Regions from separate parts of the Mus musculus genome. Here region 2 is linked to region 1. A link is a contact called in ENCODE Hi-C or POLR2A ChIA-PET data. All regions are on one chromosome and are shown on one strand. The core of a region is the stretch at or near the end of the contact, and the rest is flanking DNA. Distances in the headings are between cores, read along the strand shown. Region 1 holds the start of Atg9b (autophagy related 9B). Region 2 holds the start of Agap3 (ArfGAP with GTPase domain, ankyrin repeat and PH domain 3).

Evidence for each region. A loop is a pair of places that touch in the nucleus more often than their neighbours do. ChIA-PET counts read pairs that join two places held with the same protein, here RNA polymerase II (POLR2A).
Region 2: a loop to region 1 is called in a map of T-helper 2 cell, with 2.4 times the contacts of the local background. The contact joins the promoter of Agap3 here to the promoter of Atg9b in region 1. A Hi-C loop is called at or near these places in 1 of 37 maps with a recorded cell type or tissue (T-helper 2 cell). POLR2A ChIA-PET finds 5 or more read pairs at or near these places in 3 of 5 experiments (Patski and embryonic stem cell).

Annotation. Positions count from the first base shown.
Region 1 is chr5:24,390,252-24,394,347 of GRCm38, forward strand. Atg9b (autophagy related 9B) reads right to left here and starts at 1,892. Exons shown (of 14, transcript NM_001002897.3): 1 at 1,119-1,892; 2 at 953-996; 3 at 766-830; 4 at 211-372. The coding sequence starts at 1,665. It overlaps Abcb8 (ATP-binding cassette, sub-family B (MDR/TAP), member 8), which reads left to right and starts at 3,905. Exons shown (of 16, transcript NM_029020.3): 1 at 3,905-4,096.
Region 2 is chr5:24,450,301-24,454,396 of GRCm38, forward strand. Agap3 (ArfGAP with GTPase domain, ankyrin repeat and PH domain 3) reads left to right here and starts at 1,877. Exons shown (of 18, transcript NM_139153.2): 1 at 1,877-2,234. The coding sequence starts at 1,907.

The sequences.
Region 1 (4,096 bases), core at 642-3,141:
AAAAATAAACAGTTGTCCTCACCATTAATTTCTAATAAGGTAAGTAGGAATGTGACTCGTAATTCAAGGCTCTCTGAGACTCCCAGCCAACTTGGGGTATGTTTTTAAACACTGAAAATTGATCTAGGCCAAGAGGCAGTGTGGGGAGGTCCCTTTCTTCCTATCCTTTTGTGACCTTACTCCAGAGGCAGCCACTAGATTGTCACTTACTTCTCTGCACACTGGGCCGAGGGTAGAATGGCATCTGACAAGGTCACTTTGCTGTGTAATGGTCCACGTCTTGTATGGTTCTTTGGTTGGTTGTTGAAGAGAACATTGTAATCCACGCAGCGAAGGAGGAAGGTTGTAAAGGTGACAATGAAAATGAACTGCCTGAGGAAAGGATGCAGGAGAGGTCTGCTCAGGCTAGGGGCATGACGGACGGACAGACTCCTAGCCCAGACACCAGACAGGCTGCAGCTCTATTTGGCCCCCTGGCCCTTCAGAGCCCCAACCAAGCCTAAAACTGAAAAGAAGAGCTGGGGCATAGCTCAGTTGACAGAGTCTGCCTAGCATATAAAGCCCCGGATTTCATCTCCGGCACCACGTAAACTGGGTACAGTACTGTGCCTGTAATTCTAGCACATAGGAAGTGGAGGCAGGAGGGACAGGAATTCAAGTCTAGCCTAGGATACATGAGACCCTGGGTCAAAAAATCAATAAAGTAGAATAAATACTAAAATCAAGAAGAAAGAGCAGAGCTTAGGGATAGGACTGGCTTCTCACCCCAGCTGGAAGACATCCTCCAGCAGGATACAGGCAAAGCCATTCCGCTGATGATAGCTGTAGATGTGGCAAGTTTGTCAAGAAATTTGCCTAAGCCTACGGACTCTTCCCGTAGAAACTTCCCCCACTCTTCCCTGCTCCACAGTCCCCCCACCATGCCCCTCTGCATGCTGGGCACAAAGGATATCTTGGTGAAAAAACTGTCCAGGTTCTGGATGTGATGCCAGGAACCTGGGCACAGAGAAACAGTGTCAAGACTTGGCATTGTCCCATTTGTGATTAATTTCTCTATCAAACCCAAACCTGCCTCGACCCCCTAACCCACCCAACCTTCCATATACCCACACACTCACCGCGGAGTCCTTCGGGTACATGAAGCAAGGGTTGGTGGTCCTCCCCATGGATAGGGGAGTCTTGAGACCCCTCAGGGTCACAGTCCTCTAGCCGTTCATAGTCCTGCTCAGGGATCAGAGGGCCCATCCGCAGCCCAGGATGGTCCTGGGGGCGCGGGCAGGAGGGAGGGGGAGTGGCCGAGGCCAGGGGTGGGGTGGAGTGGGACCCCCACGAGGGGGAAGCAGAGGTGTGTATCATTGTGGGATGGGCCTGCGTTGAGGGTGTGGTCGGGGTGGGTAAGACATTGTGTGGAGTCTGAGAAGCCCCTGCCTCCTGAATCACCAGGCAGGGAGACCCTGAGGCCGGAGGGAACACTGAAGAGGAGCAGCTTCTTGTGCGAGGGGCAGGGGACAGAGAGAAGACAGAGATCCTCCTTCCCCCAGTTCCCCGGCATGGAGAAGCAGGCAGTGGCAGTGCCATAGGGAGCAGAGGCACTGAGCTGGGCCCCAAGTCTCCCCACCGCCCCCGTTGCCTCCTGCTCCCCCCCCACCCCGTTCGTCTCACCATCAGGCCGCAGCTTCTCTTGAGAGGTTGAAGGGACTGGACTGCTGTTGTTTCCACAGAGGTCAGTGAAGCTGAGCGGAGACTTCAACAAGGAGCAGGACAACAACAGCACTAGGTGACTCAGGCTGGGCAGGCCTCAGGCATGCCAACCCTCAGCCACCTGTGTGATCACTCACACTCCTTGCAAGGCAACCTGGGGCCCAAGCCCCATGCCTGGGACGGACACCAGTTTAGGAGGCAGGGGCTCAAGAGCTATTGGGATTAGAAGAGACACCTATGATCTCTGCTTTCAGTCCTCAAGGGCACAAGTGGCAAAGACAGGGCAGCTGCAACAAAAATAATATGCACAGAGAGCAAAATCCTATCAGAGGGCTCTAGCATGTGCAGACAAAATAGTGAAGCTCTCGTTCCTACAATTGCACTCCCATCCCTTCACACCTGTGGGCACCAGTCAGTAGAGAATGATTTAAGGCCACATGCCCAAACAGGAGGTGCATTCAGATTTCCCAGCACTTAGGAGGAGACAGAGTAGCGGGATCAGGAGACTGAAGCTGTTCTGGGCAACATCTGACCCTATCTTAAAAAAAAAAAAAAAAAAAAAAAGCTGTATATTTTCTTTCTCTGAATGAAAGAGGGCAGACTTTGTGGTTAGCCAGGAGAAAACAAGGAGTAAAAGGAAGGAGTGCTAGCCATCCTAGATTGGAGCTTAAGGAAAAAAGGCTGGTTCCTTGAGAGTTCCACTGTATCTTCCTTATCCTCTTGAACCCTGATGTACTCTCCTCCAGTCCTGACCTGGTGTCGGGGCCTCCTGAGACACGTCAGCGCAGGAAGGCAGGGGCCTTGAGAGGATAATTTGGGTGTGTGGGGATGGACTGGCTCAGTTGAGTTCTTTGTTGTTGCCTCACCCGGGAGGAGGAGGCCCAGGTGGCTGGTCTGATGGCTTGCCCAACGCCATTCCCAAGGCCATGAGTCACCAACTGCCCTACTGAAGCCCATGCCTGAGATATTGACTTATGGAGCAGGTGTCAGGGCCTCCAGCGATCAAGCCAGTATCTCAGAGGCGGAGAGGAAAACTGTGCTTCCTAGAGCATTTCCTGGAGGAGCGTGGAGGACATCCATGGAACATCCCACAGGTTTATCCCAGACTGCCTGATTTTCTTATATAACAAGAGTTCATGACTCCCATACTTTTGTGTCTAGGTAAGGTGCAAAGCTATGCTTTGTGGCAAAATGGAATCCCAAGGAAGTGGGCGTGGGGGGGTACCCCGGTGGCAGGAAATTCCCATGATCTTTCTGAGACCTCTAGAGAGAGAGAGGTTAAGTGTGGCTTTAGCTGGTACCTCCCTCTGACATTACTCACATATAGTATATACTTGCTTAAGACTACCTCTACACACATCCTTATCTCCTCAGCCCCAAACTCAAGCAAATTCTGGCTCATTGCTCTGTCTAGTTTCACTCTGCTCATTCCAGAGCATGACTTTGCGACCCTCAGCTCAAGAAAAATTGAGTCCCGGAAGCACCACCAATAAATGACAATGATACTAGTAACATAACAATGTTCAAATGTCCAGATGGATTACCAGAGAGTAAATGTGAGCTAGAAACAGCACCCCCTGGTGGACAGTGGACAATAGCGTGCCTTTCTCGCGTGGAGGGGAACGGGTATGAGTCAGAGCCACTCCCACCAAGAAACCACAGCCCAGTGGAGGAGTTAAAACAAAAATAATAATTACACAGAAGGCATAGTGACTCAAGCCTCTAATCCCAACACTGGGAAGGAAGGATGGTGAGTTCAAGACAAGCCTGGGCTATAAAGAGAGTCTCAGGCTAGTCAGAGCTATGTAGCAGGTCTTGGGGGTACTTTGGGAGACAATTATAGCAAGAATAAGCTTAGCCCAACTGCTGCAAGAGCTATTCACTTTTGAGCTGGAACCTTAGGCCAGTGATTCAGACCCAAATGAAGAAGGAACCTAAAGGTTAGCTCTTAGGTTGCACTTTGATTAACTTCATGACCTACATACTAATAATTCACGATAACTGTGAGTAGCAGGATCACATAGGGAGATTAGAGACTCAAGTGGTGGCACGTTACGTGCATGTATGTTTTTGTTTGGTTTGGGTTGAGGGGTGTGTGTGTGTGTGTGTGTGTGTGTGTGTCTGTGTGTAGTTTTTTTTTTTAACTCTCAGGTCTGTTTTCACATATTCCTTCTCACGAAACCACCACTTCCTGTGATGCCAGGGAGCATAGAGATTGTCTGGAACAACTCTAGAGAAAGGGCTCAAGGTCAGAAGCGCCAGGACGTCCTCTAATGTGAGAATGAACGTCGCACAACCTCTGACCCGCACCTGACTTCAGGCCACTGAGCAAATAGCTAGAGCTGCTTCTGCTCGGTCCCGCCTACAGCCAACATTTTATCCAATCACAGCTTGC
Region 2 (4,096 bases), core at 627-3,126, 60 kb after region 1:
GCCCAGGAGGGTTAGTAAGGCTCAGCAGAGAGGTCTGCAGGACATGTATCAATGGTGAACTGACCCCTTAAGGTCATATTGATTACTATGTTGATTAAGTTAATTAAAAGTTTTAAGTTTTTATTAATGGTCAGACCAAGAGTTGCTTTTCATCTCTGAAGTCTGTTGGTGTCCAAGCTCAGGGGTACAGAGTTAAAAGGCAAAATGCACAAAGACCATAATCTACATCAAAGTTAGATGAGGGTTATACAAACCTTGAAACATTTATGCCTGACATAGCATAATTATTTCAGACATAATAAGACTTTTTTTTTTCTTGTGACAGGGTTTTTCTGTGTAGCCCTAGCAGGTCTTCAACTCATGGATCTGCTGCCCCTGCCTCTGCTGGGATTAAAGGTGTGCACCTCACCACTGCCTAGTGTTGCTTTTCATTTTTGAGACAGAGTTGGTGATCTAGATTCTGCCTTCCTAACGCCAGGACTTTAGTCATGTACTCAGATTCAGCTGGTTTTGGGTTTTTTGTTTGTTTGTTTTTTAAAAAAAGGTCATATATAGCCCAGGTTGGCTTTGAACTCCCTATTAAGCTCAGGCTGTCCTTGAACTAATCCTCCTACTGTATGGCCCCTGTGCTGGGCTAACGTGTACATCATGATACCTGGCATCCTCTAGCAGATTTATTCCACAGGGTCATTCCCTTGCACATGCCACCTCCAGGTTTGAGGATCTGTGTTGGGGATGTGGGTTAACACAGCTGAAGACAACTTTGATAATGGGAATACAGAAGAACTGGGACACTGAAGGGTGATCTCTGGCCCTAGGAAGGCATAGGATAGACAGGGTCTATCAAGAAAAGACAAGGTCTGTCAAGAAAAATTATGAGACCCATGTGGGTTCTGCTGAGTTTCTGTAATGAACCAATGGGCCCTTTTCAGTATGGCAGGGAGGGTCTTTTGGGAGAGGGCTGTCACTGGGAGATAAGAATTGGGACGCTGTTGTTTCAAGCTTGCAGGGTCTCTTGAGTGAAACTCTCAGAGAGAACTGGACATAGGAACGGGGAGCCCGTCCCAGTCTCTCAGGTGCAGTCGACAGTGGAGACTGGGGGCCCGGGGGCCGGGGTCGGGGGCAGAGAGCCAGGGAAGAGAACCCTGGCAAGATCCCTAGGGCTGACCTCGAGGCCTGGAGACAGAGGAGCTGCTGCAGCACTAAAAGAAAGAGGGTGGCGCCCCTGGGCGAGCTTCTCCGCCAATCAGTCCCACTTATCAGCACCCTCAGGCACAGAGAACAGTTCTGAGTAGCCCAAGGATTCCACACGGGCCTAGAGCGACGTAGAGAGGTAGCAATGACAGCTGGCCGGACGTGGGGACAGCGTGATCGTGTCCCCAGGCGGGAGGCCCTCGAGGCTTCTGTCTAGCTTTGGGGCGGGTTAGCGGGCGGAAGGGCCTACGCGGGTGGGTGGGGCCGCGCGTCGCGGCCAGCACGCGGTTCTTGGGGGTGGAGGCTAAGGCGCTTGCGAGAGAGGAGGGGCGGGGGCGCAGGGCGACGCTGGAGGGGCGGGGGCGGCTGGGAGGGGGCTAGGCTGCGTGTGCCGGAGCCGGCGGGGGCGGCGGTGCGTGCGCATGACGCGGGGGGAGGGCCCGGGCCGCGCGCTCCCGGTCCCGTTGTTGTTGCCGCTGGAGGCAGCTCCGAGGCGGCGGGATCTCAGCGCGGGTAAACGCCGGGCGGCGGCCCCAGCGTGCGCGGCCGCGCCTTCTGGCCTCGGCTCCGGGCCTCATGCGCTAGACCGGCGCCGCGCGCTTAGTAGTTAGGGTTCCGCCAGCCCCGCGCGCCTGGTCGCTGCCGCCGCCGCCGCCGCCGCGCCGCCCCAGGCCCTGGCTGGGCCCGCTTCGGGGCCCGCGCCTCCGGAGCCATGAACTTCCAGGCAGGCGGGGGCCAGAGTCCTCAGCAGCAGCAGAGCCTGGCGGCTCCGGGGACCGGCGGCGGCGGCGGCGGCGGCGCGGGGGGCGGCGGGCAGTTCGGCGGCGCGGGGCCCGGAGCCGGGGGTGGCGGCCCCTCGCAGCAGCTGGCTGGCGGCCCCCCCCAGCAGTTCGCGCTCTCCAACTCGGCCGCTATCCGAGCCGAGATCCAACGCTTCGAGTCGGTACACCCCAACATCTACGCCATCTACGACCTGATCGAGCGAATCGAGGATTTGGCGCTGCAGAACCAGATCCGGGAGCACGTCATCTCCATCGAGGGTGAGCGGAGCCGGGGGCCTGCGGGAGCTGAGACGCGGTGGCCTTTGCAGCGCTGGCCGGTGGCGGGTGGGGGGCGAGGGTCCTTCACGGCCTCGGCCCTGCCCCTTTCTGGCGCTCAGGGGTCTTATGGAGCTGAGGTTCACGGTTTGCTAACCCCCACTGCAGAACCCTAGTCCAGGTTTTTCCATGTCTCATACAGGAACACTTTTTTTTAGGGGCGGTGGGCTCGGTCCAGTGTCAGTGGACACGTTTTTTGTTTTTTGTTTTTTTTCCTCCGTGACCTGGGATGTGAAGATGGTTGTCGCTCCAAGGACTGATGCGCTGAGTCGCCAAAGACCGGGAGGGCCTGGGGCCACATCTGGCTAGGCACGGTCAGGCTCGCTGGGTGCGACGGAAGACCTTGGTGGGTCGTGAAGGTGGGGCTAATGCCTGAGAGTAATCTTAGCAGCTGCCCTGGCCCAGCCGGGCTGTAGGGGTGGAGGATCAGAGAGAGCTTTGGGTTAGTGGATGGCAGCCTTCCTGGGCCTCTCCTGCAGGCTTTGGAGGGTGGCGCTCCCCGCGGCGCCCTCTCCCGACGCACACCCACCCCCACGCTTCTGCGGTCGGGCGGGCGCGGGCCTGGCCTGGGTGCAGGACTGGGGAGCTGTGGCCGCGTGGGAGACTCTGGATGAACCCTCTGCGCTTGCCAGTCCCTTCTAACCCCCAGGCATCCATGTGGATGTCAGGATGCTGACTGACCTCCAGGGAGGTCGGGCCTGGATGTAGGGGGACTGTAAACCTCAGGCCATGCACTGCTCCTACTAATGTTCCTTTCTGTGGGCACATGGGCCTGAACCCTGGCAACTGAAAGGCACGTTAATTGGGGGGCACACTGCTGGCAAGAAGCCCCACAACCTTTGGTGTAGTGGAGGCTGGCTGGCAGTAGCAACAGGCACCCCAGTGGCAGTGTTGACCTTCTAGCAAGCTTGGACAGATGGGCCTCGCCTTGGTCCATCTGCTTCTTTTTCCAACTCTGCTTGAAGGGGGACGCCCACCAGCAGGTGGTGGGTTCCGCCTTAGTGGCAATGCAGGGAGCAAGGCTAGTTGCTGCTGACTTGGAATTAGGAAGGGCATGTCCACTACTTGGGTCCTTCAATTTAGATCCTGCTCCCATCTAGTGTGAGGCTTTGGAGCCATCTGTACTTGAACAGGCCTGTTTTGCTTTTTTGAGGTACCCATTGCTGATGAGTCTCTGATCTTTTGTGAGTAGAGCCCCCCTCCACCTTTAGATCTGGGCCCCTTTGTTGTAACATTCCCAGCTGTCTTCCTTTTGATCTTTTCCCAGCCTGTTTTCTTCTCTTTCCTTTCAAGGCAGAGTTCACTGTGAACTAATTAGGTGACAGAAAAAACTCATTAACATGGATTTGAGTAAATGACTTGGCATCACTGCTATGCTGGGGATTGGGAGGTAGCATTAGTGTGAGCCCAGGGTCTTCAGGAGAGATGAGGTGGGGTTTTTTCCCTTAGATTCAGAGGGTGAGGCCGGAAGAGACTGTTCTCTGAGCTTCCCTGTTCCTAGAGGAAGTGTCAAGTTCCTCATCAACTCCCAAGATGATTTCCCGTGCCTTTTTAGGAGGCTGAAGCAATTTACTGGACAGCCACCAGTGTGTGTGTGTGCAGCCACCAGTGTGTGTGTGGAGGAAGGGAGGGAGGGAGGGAGGGAGGGAGGGAGGGAGGGAGAGAGAGAGAGAGAGAGAGAGAGAGAGAGAGAGAGAGAAAGTATGTATTGGGGGATCAGCTGTCCAGAGACTTTCAAGAGTAGGGAGCAGACAGGCTGAGCAGGCTCTGCACCTAGTTCCTGTTTATCAGTATTATTAACGACC